Linked DNA regions of Homo sapiens: region 2 is linked to region 1. Evidence: chromatin loops called from intact Hi-C (ENCODE). Cell type or tissue: CD14-positive monocyte. All regions are shown on one strand. Links, peaks and the distances in the headings refer to the core of each region. The heading gives the core; the rest is flanking DNA. Region 1 overlaps PIK3R5 (phosphoinositide-3-kinase regulatory subunit 5). Region 2 has its middle 26 kb from the start of PIK3R5-DT.

What was found. Hi-C counts contacts between places; a loop is a spot of excess contacts. Peaks named below come from ENCODE experiments on the same cell type or tissue, not always from the same donor. Only the 100,000 strongest peaks of a DNase experiment are listed, where the experiment ranks them.
Region 2: a loop joins it to region 1, with 2.8 times the contacts of the local background. A loop is called at or near these places in 4 of 110 quality-filtered maps.

What each region holds. Positions count from the first base shown.
Region 1 is chr17:8,912,708-8,918,079 of GRCh38, forward strand. The region is part of intron 1 of PIK3R5 (phosphoinositide-3-kinase regulatory subunit 5); the gene reads right to left. Among named protein-coding and RNA genes, the nearest start is that of PIK3R6, 48 kb to the left of the region's middle. RefSeq lists silencers at 3,137-3,186, 3,617-3,686. In CD14-positive monocyte, for the core only: CTCF peaks have their summits at 3,131 and 3,332; DNase peaks (open chromatin) are centred at 3,054, 3,554 and 3,854; H3K4me3 peaks cover 404 bases; H3K27ac peaks cover 4,951 bases.
Region 2 is chr17:8,988,794-8,994,165 of GRCh38, forward strand. No RefSeq gene overlaps it. Among named protein-coding and RNA genes, the nearest start is that of PIK3R5-DT, 26 kb to the left of the region's middle. RefSeq lists enhancers at 3,000-3,069, 3,180-3,229. In CD14-positive monocyte, for the core only: CTCF peaks have their summits at 2,900 (motif pointing right) and 3,101; a DNase peak (open chromatin) is centred at 2,928.

The DNA.
Region 1 (5,372 bases), core at 147-5,146:
ATGCAGATGACATACAAAGAGGGATAAAATCCTAACCTGGGTTCAGCTGCGCGGCTAGAGTATTCAGCTTACGGAGGCCCCACACAGGCAAATCCTCCTGCCTCCCCAGCCTGGGAGGCACCACTCGCCAAGTGAAAACTAAGCCCTTTGTGAGCTCTCCAGCATCCTTTCACAGTGTCTGTGGTAGGCTATGCATTCCAAAGCCGGACAGTGCAGCAGTGGGCACGCAGGAAGCGGCACACGCACCTTGGTTCCATCACGGGTTCACTGACTGTCTGCCATGTGCCAGGCACTAGAGGAGACTAGAGGAGACAGCAGTGAACCAAGCAGCTGTGCTCCTTGGTGGGAGACACAGACACTGAGCAATGGAGCAAACAAAGACGTGATTCCAAGAAGTGAAACATGCTGTAAAGGATGGTGCTGGGAGTGGGACAAGTGGGGACCCCCCTCCAGGGTGTTGGGGGGTCAGGGAGGCCTCTCTGAAGAAGGGACATTTAAGCTGGATGAGGAAGCCAGGGCAAATGAGGGGGAAGAGTATTGGAGAAAGGGGAGCCAGCCCATGCCACAGTCTGGGTGCAGGAATTAGCTTGCTGAGAACCTGGACCCAGGAGTATATGCCAGGGCGCCGGGCTGGCCCAGGACAAAGACTAACCCATTAGGTCCCATGCCTTCTGGCTGTGGAGGTGAAGAGCTGAGTTCAGAAAACTTTTCACGGGTGGCTGGGTGCGGTGGCTCATGCCCGTAATCCCAGCACTTTGGGAGGCCAAGGTGGGCGGATCACTTGAGGTCAGGATTTCGAATCCAGCCTGGCCAACATCTTGAAACCCCATCTCTACTAAAAAATATTTTAAAACATTAGCCAGGCGTGGTGGCAGGCACCTGTAATCCCAGTTACCCGGGAGGCTGAGGCAGGAGACTCGCTTGAACCCGGGAGGCGGAGGTTGCAGTAAGTCGAGATCACACCGCTGCACCCCAGCCTGGGTGACAGAGCGAGATTCCATCTCAAAAAGAAAACAAAAAGAAGAAAACCTTTCATTGGTGACTCAAGACCTTGGGTGTGTCCATTAGCAGCACCTGGATGCCCAAAGACATCCTGAGGCCCTTCCATGTGACTTTTACAGTTGCCTTTGGATCTTCTGTTTAACACCTCCACAGGTAGCTCAGGTCGTGAGTCCACTGACCCTGAGCCAGACCGGGCAGACCCCTCCCTGACCTGGGATTGTGCTGGCACCTGGCATGGATGAGCATCTGTGGGGACTGACACCTGTGATGAGGCCTCATCTTTCTGCCTCCCATGGCAGCCCGACCACAAGACCCTCTGGAGGTGGGTCCTATTCCAGCTCAGGGCTAACGGCACCTGCTGGAGGAGGTAGAACACCAGACACCTTCACATGGATGAGCCTGGGGCATGAACAGCTGGCCCAGATGTGACAGCGACCCTTTGTTCTCACAGGCTGATTTCTCCCAGGTTACCCCCAGAGCAGGTTCTTGGAGGGAGCTCAGAGGCCTCCCCAGCAAGTCCCTCATTTTACAGAAGGGGAGGCTGAGGTCCAGGAAGGATAAGGGACTTGTTCGAGGCAGCTGGGAGAGAGTTGACACTGGTATAAACAGACAAGGGGATCAGGGAGGACTTTTTATTTTCAAATTGTGGCTGAGACCCAATTCTAGGGACAAAAGTTGCTAAATCCTCTGCATTCTAAAGTTCTAAGAGCCACGGAGTATTGTCAAGGACGTGGGCGCAGCCACTCTGGTGGGCTTGCTGGGAGGTGTCAGTCCAGAACCAGCACAGTGACCCGCCAATCCCTGTCATAAGATTGGGAAGAGAAAAAGGGTTGTCAGCCCATCTGGAAGATCCTTCCTTCTCTCCGCAAAGCTGAGGGCAGAGGGCTTTCAGAGAAGTCCTGACACAGACTGGGATGCCCAAAGCTGAGGATGCTGCCCTTTGTTCCTCGGGTCACTATCTACTCAGCCGGCAAACTCGCTCGCCTGCTCCGGTGCTGCCTGTGAGCCATGGCAGGGCTGAGACAAGGGGCAGAGGGGGCATCTTGCAGACCCACTGTTGGACAAGTCAGCAGCTCCAGATTGGGGTGAGGGGTGGAACAAACGTGGGGCCTGAGCCGGTTTGTTGTTACTTTTCTAGAGGGCTGCCAGCAGCATGAGGGAAACCTATCAGAAGGAGGCTGAAGGCTGGACCAATTTTGTAGGAAGCTGGATGGGGCAGGTTAAAGATGGGAAATTGGTGGCACAGAGAGGTTAAACAGCTTGCCTAAAGTCACACAGCTAGGAGATGGCAAAGCCAGGGTATAAACCCAGGGGGTCTGGGGTTTCAACCACTAGAATACATTGCCCCTCAGCACAGTCGGAGGCAGTTACTGGAAGAAAATTAAAACCAATTCATGTTTCTACTTCAACAAGTGAAGACTTGATTTTGCTTTAAGAGGTAGGCTAGGCATGTCTGTAATCCCAGCAATTTGGGAGGCTGAGGCGGGTGGATCACCTGAGGTCAGGAGTTTGAGACCAGCCTGGCCAACATGGGGAAACCCTGTCTCTACTAAAAATACAAAAAATTAGCTGGGTGTGGTGGTGCACACCTGTAATCACAGCTACTCGGGAGGCTGAGGCATGAGAATGGCTTGAACCCGGGAGGTGGAGGTTGCGGTGAGCCAAGATCATGCCAGCCTGGGTGACAGAGCAAGACTCTGTCTCAAAAAAAAAAAAAAAAGAAAATCTAGACTCTCAGTTGCTGGGGATTGTGAGCCCCACCACATCTATCTACACCAGCTGCCCCGCACAGCCCTGCATCCTCCAGAGAAAAGGCCAAGGCTCACAGGAGTGTGTGCCAGAGGGGATACCGAGCAACACTCTCTCGGACTCCACCGGTGATGACCGTGGTGGCTCACGGGGCCCAGGCGTCTCTAGCCTGGAGCATGTCCTGAACCGTGTGATCTGGGTTTTAAGACCCCTCTGCCCAGCCCCTGCTGCGATGGCCAAGCTGGTTATGCCATGAAGCAGGAGTGAGTCATCCTGCTCACTCATTACGTGTCCCACACTGTAATGGATGCAAACACAAGATGCAAATGAATGTTCTCAGCCAACACCACTTCTGCACACTCCTGTCCTTAAGGGGGCAGAACACAGTGCCATAGGACTGCTGCTAGCACACCGCACCCAATGCCTGACTGCCCATGGCTTCTCTTTCTCATTCTGGGGCCGCCTGTGACTTTCCCATCTCCTGGCCTCGGTGTGCCCCTTCCCCCCAACCCCACCCTGCTCAAGGGACACATCAAAGCCTTCTCCACGGAAGGGCAGGATATCCTCAGGCACTGGTGGAATTCTGGTGTGCCAGCCTCCCCGGCATTCCAAGGCTTTCTCGAGCTCGCCCCAAGTTCTTCTCAGAGGCAGGACTTGCCTGAGCCACTAGCCCCTGGGAGCCTGAGAGATGGGGAGAGGGAACCCAGCCAGGGGACCCTCAGCTGAGCTGCCCTGGGGGTTAACCCAGCACACCGGGCTCACCACCCACCCCTTTGACACGCTCATTTCCGTCTGAGTCAGTCATCAGCTGTTTCTTATGACTTGTCAGCAGAACCTCACGGCTTTGGGGCAGAGGTGAGGGGGGAAGACAGTGGCACCCGCTCTCCCAGCATGACGCCTTTTTTCAAAAGCTGGGCAAGCAGGGCCTGGCTTCCCTGGCATCACCCTCCCAAGCCCCCTCCCTATCTTGTTGAGAGGAGCTCCCATTGTAAAATTCCAGCTGCTGCCGGGAATGCCGCCCCCCGCCCCCCCGCCCCCGCCACCAATTCCCCTGCCAGTGGTGAGGTGGTGTTGAAATATCCAACAACAGGGCCTTCCCCCATCTCCAAGTTCCTCTTCTGAGCCAGCAAAGAGGACTCATAGTCCTTGCTGGGGACCCTGCATGGGGCAGAAAGGCCTGGAGTCGGGGTGGGTTGGTGGGACCCCAGAGGGCACAGAGAGAGCCAGTCCTGCTTCCACTTTTTCTTCCCATGTTGACAGGATGCCATGATGTGGAGGGCTCATCTTCCCTCTGGTGCAGGGCTGGTCAGAGGAGGTGTAGGGTCTGCCTGGGTCCAGCTTCCCAAGGCAGCCCACGATGGGGCAGGGAGGAGAGCCTCTTGGGGGTTTCTAAATAGTAATGAAAGGAGGAGTTAGAGGGCCTGCATCTCATATGGAGGGGGCCTCCAGGTTCTGGCTGGCTCTCCACACTGCTTTCCTGGTGTTCTGGAATATTCTAGGCCCATGCAGTCCTGGGCTGACCCAGCCTGCTTCCGTCCTGGATGACTCCTCCCTCTCCTGCTTCTTACCTTCCGAGGCTTGACTCTCCCTTCTCTGCCCCAGTCCCTTCCTCATGCCTTCATAAGGCAGAATCTCCACCGTGACCTAAGTAAAAGAATTCTTCCCAACACAGGAAGGATACACCAGAAATTAAGGAGATTGGTTAGTTACTATGGGAGGTGGAGGTGAGAAAAGGGTGGATAGGATCAAGGAATGAAACTGGAGATGAGGGAGGAACAGCACTTCTCTGAGGATTATCTGTGTGTATAGCTTTAACGCTTAGAACCATGGCGATATTTTACATACCCAAAATTAAATAAATAATCGAAATCAACCAGAATATGGGGGCAGGGGACCAAAAGTGGGAGACAAGCAATAACAAATTAACCTAACTGTATAATCAATTACTAACATAACCACACTGACGGGGATAGGGAATGAAAGCACTAACTTCAGTAACTTTGTAAAATGGTACTTTGACTGGATACTGGTCAAAGTCAAAAATAAAAACTATAGACAAATACTGTTTTCCAGTTATTAAATATGTTTCTCATATGAATGTGAGTTAAAAATTCTAAAAGTTCGGGGCCGGGCATGGTGACTCATGCCTGTAATCCCAGCACTTTGGGAGGCCAACGCGGGTGGATCACCTGAGTTCAGGAGTTCAAGACCGGCCTGACCAATATGGTGAAACCCTGTCTCTATTAAAAATACAAAAATTAGCCAGGTGTGGTGGTGTGCGCCTGTAGTCCCAGCTACTCGGGTGGCTGAGACAGAAGAATTGCTTGTACCCAGGAGGCGGAGGTTGCAGTGAGCTGAGATTGTGCCACTGCACTCCAGCCTAGGTGACACAGCAAGACTCCATGTCAAAAAAAGAAAAAAAAAGAAAGAAATCTGAAAGTTCTTTATGTGTACACTAGCATTAGACAAATAAGTGAATAAACCATAGATAATAAGAGCTAAAGAAAGATGTGACAAATAAAGAAGGGGGAAGGCTGGAATGAACCTTGTGGAGTTGGACCAGACTTGAAAGAATCAGTATGAACTCATGGTTTTTAATGTATATACAGATAAATACATAT
Region 2 (5,372 bases), core at 117-5,116, 76 kb after region 1:
ATGTAAGATGTGACTTTGCTCCTCCTTTGCCTCCTGCCATGATTGTGAGGCCTCCTCAGCCATGTGGAACTGTGAGTCCATTAAACCTCTTTCCTTTATAAATTACCCAGTCTCAGTTATGTCTTTATTAGCAGTGTGAGAACAGACTAATACAATTATTATAATTTATCTAGTGTTTCAAGCTGTTACAACAGAAACTTATCACTAGTTTCTTGCATTCTACTTTAAAGCAGAAGTTCCTCAGATGGATTAAATACTTAAATGTGAAAAACAAAACTTTAAAACATTGAAAAGAAAATACAGATGAAAAGGCCGGGTGCGGTGGCTCACGCTGGTAATCCCAGCACTTTGGGAGGCTGAGGTGGGCAGATCACCTGAGGTCAGGAGTTCAAGACCAGCCTGACCAACATGGAGAAACCTTTTCTCTACTAAAAATGCAAAGTTACCCGGGCATGGTGGTACATGCCTGTAATCCCAGCTACTTGGGAGGCTGAGGTAGGAGAATCACTTGAACTCGGGAGGCGGAGGTTACAGTGAGCCAAGATCATGCCATTGCACTCCAGCCTGGGCAACAACACCAACGACAACAAAATGTAAAAACACAAACCCCATAGGGCCGGGCACGGTGGCTCACGCCTGTAATCCCAGCACCTTGGGAGGCCGAGGCGGGCGGATCACGAGGTCAGGAGATCAAGACCATCCTGGCTAACACGGTGAAACCCTGTCTCTACTAAAAATACAAAAAAATTAGCCAGGCGTGGTGGTGGGCGCCTATAGTCCCAGCTACTCGGGAGGCTGAGGCAGGAGAATGGCGTGAACCCGGGAGGTGGAGCTTGCAGTGAGCCGAGATCACGCCACTGCACTCCAGCCTGGGCAACAGACCAAGACTCCATCTCAAAAAAAAAACACACACACACAAAAAAACCACAAACCCTAAACTTGGAGAATATGTTTCCAACACATATAACTGACATTTAACACCCCAAATAGATAAGATACTCTTATAAATCAATAAGTTAAAGAAAACATCTGAGTAGAAAATAGGCAAAAGACATAAACTTGCATTTCACAGAAAAAAAATTCATAGCCAATCAACTTATAAAAAGATGCACAATCTCATTAGTAATCTACAAGTTGAAACCACAGAAGTTCAGAGAGTGGCAGTCTCTTGGAAAGGGGTAGCATTATGATCAGGGAGAAGTCCATGGCAGGCTTGTTGGGAGAGGGAGTGGCATTTTATTTCCTGGTGGTCATTCCAAATTTTATAATTATTTATTAAACCATACATGCATGCTATGTGCCCTTTCTAAATGTATTTGCAGTCTACAGTAAAAAGAATTTTTAATGTTCTTTAAAAGTAGGCATCTTTTGGCCAGACGCGGTGGCTCACGCCTGTAATCCCAGCACTTTGGGAAGCTGAGGCAGGCGGATCATGAGGTCAGGAGATGGAGACCAGCCTGGCTGACACGGTGAAGCCCCGTCTCCACTAAAAATACAAAAAATTAGCTGGGCATGGTGGCACGAGCCTATAGTTCCAGCTACTGGGGAGGCTGAGGCAGGAGAATCGCTTGAACCCAGGAGACTGAAGTTGCGGTGAGCCAAGATTTCACCACTGCACTCCAGCCTGGGTGACAGAGCGAGACTCCATCTCAAAAAAAAAAAAAAAAAAAAAAAAAAAAGTAGGCATCTTTTTTCTTTATATCAACATACACAATGTTATACGCCTCTTTGACCTAGAAACCATTTTGTTTCCTGAAGGTGATACTGCCTAGTTCTAGTAGACTCCACCCTGGCTCACCATAGTATTTTACCATTTTTTTCAAAAGGCAAACTCACTGACAACATTTGTTGCCCGTTGGGAGAAGTCCCGCTGCCTCCCCAGTGCACCAACATCAGCAGGATTTAGGGGTTCTGAATAAGGATGCCTCTCAATTCAAACCACTGGGTCAACAGATAATCAGTCTAAGGTAAAACATTGTCGTTGTCACCCATCCCCAGCCCAACTTTCCTTGGTTCTGGGCTGTTCTGAATCCCACAACTGCAGAGCCTGCCTTGGTGGCAGAAGAAGATTTGATTAAACCTGCTCCTTCTGAGGCAGGGTCTTTCACCATTTTTAAGTCATGGACCCCTTTGGCAGCCCAGTAAAGCCCATGGACCTCATTTCAGGATAATGTTTTATTTTTTTTGTTTTGTTTTGTTTGCTCAGGCTGGAGTGCAGTGGCGGGATCTCAGCTCACTGCAAGCTCCGCCTCCCGGGTTCAGGCCATTCTCCTGCCTCAGCCTCCCGAGTAGCTGGGACTACAGGCGCCCGCCACCACCCCCGGCTAATTTTTTGTATTTTTAGTAGAGACAGGGTTTCACCATGTTAGTCAGGATGGTCTCGACCTCCTGACCTCGTGATCCGCCCACTTCGGCCTCCCAAAGTGCTGGGATTACAGGCGTGAGCCACCGCACCCGGCCAGATTAATGTTTTAAATCTGTAAAACAAAATAAGCAGGATTATAAAGGAAACCAATTATACCGTAACAATTATATTACAGCTTTAACATAAATAAATCAAATTGGAAATCTAGTAATAAATGTGCTTCTTTATTAATGCATTAAATAACACGATCTCGTGGCGGAACTAATAACTGGCATAATTTCCAAATAGCGACAGATGCAAATGACATTTTGAGTTACCTCCAACTGCTGTAATGTGATGTAAAAAATACCTGTAAATTTATTGGTGACAAAATCACAAGTACTGTTTGTTGACACTACTGTGATGTGTTGCCTACATTGATTATTCATGGAAATGCTAAATTTCAGTTGAAGATGAGTGAAAAATTAGATGCATATCTTTTTCCTCTCAAAGTTCAGGGACTCCGGGTTAAGAACCCTGAGGTGTAAATGGACACCGACTGCCACTAGGGGGTGCTGGTATTTTAGGAAGAGGCGTTTGCTCCTCCAGAGGAGAGAGGGTGAACTCCTTGAGTCTCTTTGCCCTTTTCTCTGGCGGGCTTCAGAACTCACAGCCCTGGAACATCTCCTCCTGGCCTCCCAGCCACCTCCAAACCCTCACAAGCACATCCTGTTGACAGTGGAGGTGCAACTCTTGGTGTGACCATCTATAACTCATGCAGAGGCCTCCTCAGTGAATCCTCTGACCACCAGCACTCAGAGGGGTGTACGGCCCAGTGGGTACCACTCACAGCACCTGAGCCTAGGTCCTTGCAGTAACCACAGTCCTGACTCTAGGCCATCGGGGCCAGCAAGAACCCACAAGACACTGCAGGCTCTGGTTCTGAGCAGACTCCTCAGGCCCTGCCCGGCTTCCTTCTGTGGTTGGTGGGCAGCCAGGCAGGTCCTGATGAAACCTGAGGAGGGCCACCAGCCTTTCTCCCCTCCATAATTGGGGGCCCAGCAGAATTGGATAATGGTCTGCAAGTTACCTGAATCTTGGGCTGAGACACCGTGGTAGTCAGAGCTGCCGAGCGTTCACAGATGTCTTGCCTGATTCCTCTCAGGATGAGAGTGGAAATAACTTTCTTTCTGGGCAGAGTTTGATGATATTGCTACATCATCCTCTGTAGGCAAAACAGCAAGAGTCTGCTATTCCCACCTTGTGCTTGCACTGGTAGGAGAGCCAGCTTTGAAACCACTCGAGGGGCAGTGTGACAGAGTGACAAAGGAGACTCCAGACAACTTGAATCAGAAAACCCACCCCTGAGGCCGGGCGTGGTGGCTCACACCTGTAATCCCAGCACTTTGGGAGGTCCAGTGGGGTGGATTGCGTGAGGCCAGGAGTTTGAGACCAGCCTGGCCAACATGGTGAAACCCCATCTCTACTAAAAATACAAAAATTTGCCAGGCATGGTGGCGCATGCTTGTAATCTCAGCTACTGGGGAGGCTGAGGCAGGAGAATTGCTTGAACCCAGAAGGTGGAGGTTGCAGTGAGCTCCAGCCTGGGTGACAGAGTGAGACTCCGTCTCAAAAAAAAAAGGAAAGGAAAGGAGGAAGAAAAAAGAAAGAAAGAAAGAAAAGAAAAGAAAGAAAGAAGAAAGAAAGAGAAAGAAAGAATGAAAGAAAGAAAGAATGAAAGAAAGAAAGAAAGAAAGAAAGAAAGAAAGAAAGAAAGAGAAACAAAAGAAAGAAAAGAGAAAGACAGACAGACCCGACCAGGCACAGTGGCTCACACCTGTAATCCTGGCACTTTGGGAGACCTTGATCACGAGGTCAGGAGATTGAGACCATCCCAGCCAACATGTTGAAATCCCATCCCTACTAAAAAAAGTACAAAAATTAACTAGGCGTGGTGGCATGAGCTGGTAGTCCCAGCTACTCGGGAGGCTGAGGCAGGAGAATTGCTTGAACCCAGGAGACGGAGGTTGCAGTGAGCAGAGATCATGCCACTGCACTCCAGCCTGGGTGACAGAGCAAGACTCTGTCTCAAAGAAAAGAAAACCCAACCCTGCCACTTACTTAGGTTCCGTTTAACTTTAGGTGAGTCATTTAGAATCCATGCCTCAGTTTCCTCGTCTCCCAAGTGGAGATAATAGCCCTGACCTTATAGGGTTGTTATTTGGGTTAAATGACATGCTACACAGAAAGCACCTAGAAGAGTACCCGGCCCATAGTAAGTACCAAGTAAGATTTTGCTATTATTAATAATTGGTATGAAATTGATAAAATGAATAAAATTCTTTCTCTCCTTGCCTCCACTTACCCAAACACCAACTCCACTTTCTTTCTCCCATCATGACTCTGTTTGCTCCTACAAATCAGATTCTTTTTCCCTTTTTAAAGAAAGAGTCTGATTTCCCAGCCTTGGCAACATAGCAAGACCTCATTGCTACAAAAAAAAAAAAAAAAAAAGCCAGGTGTGGTGGCACACACATTTAGCCCAGCTACTTGGAAGGCTGAGGTGGGAGGATGGCCTGAGTCCAGGAAGGGGAGGACGCAGAGAGCTGTGATTGAGCCACTGTATTCCAGCCTGAGTGATAGAGTGAAACCCTGTCTCAAAAAACAAGGTTTATTCCTTTTCACCCCAAACTTGTCCCTGTCCCTCCCTCATGACCTTCCTGGGAAGCATAGTAAAACATGCATCAGGGCAAGAGCCTGGAGACCTGGGGTTTAATTCCACTTCTGGGCTTCCCCTCCCTGAGCCTCAGCTAAACATCCAAGGATCCCTTTGTTTTAAAATATAGGTTGTGTTGGCTGGGTGCAGCAGCTCATGCCTGTAATCCCAGCACTTTGGGAGGCTGAGGTGGGTGGATCACCTGAGGTCAGGAGTTTGAGACCAGCTTGGCCAACATGATGAAACCCCGTTTCCACTAAAAATACAAAAAAATTAGCCACGTGTGGTGGTGGGTGCCTGTAACCCCAGCCA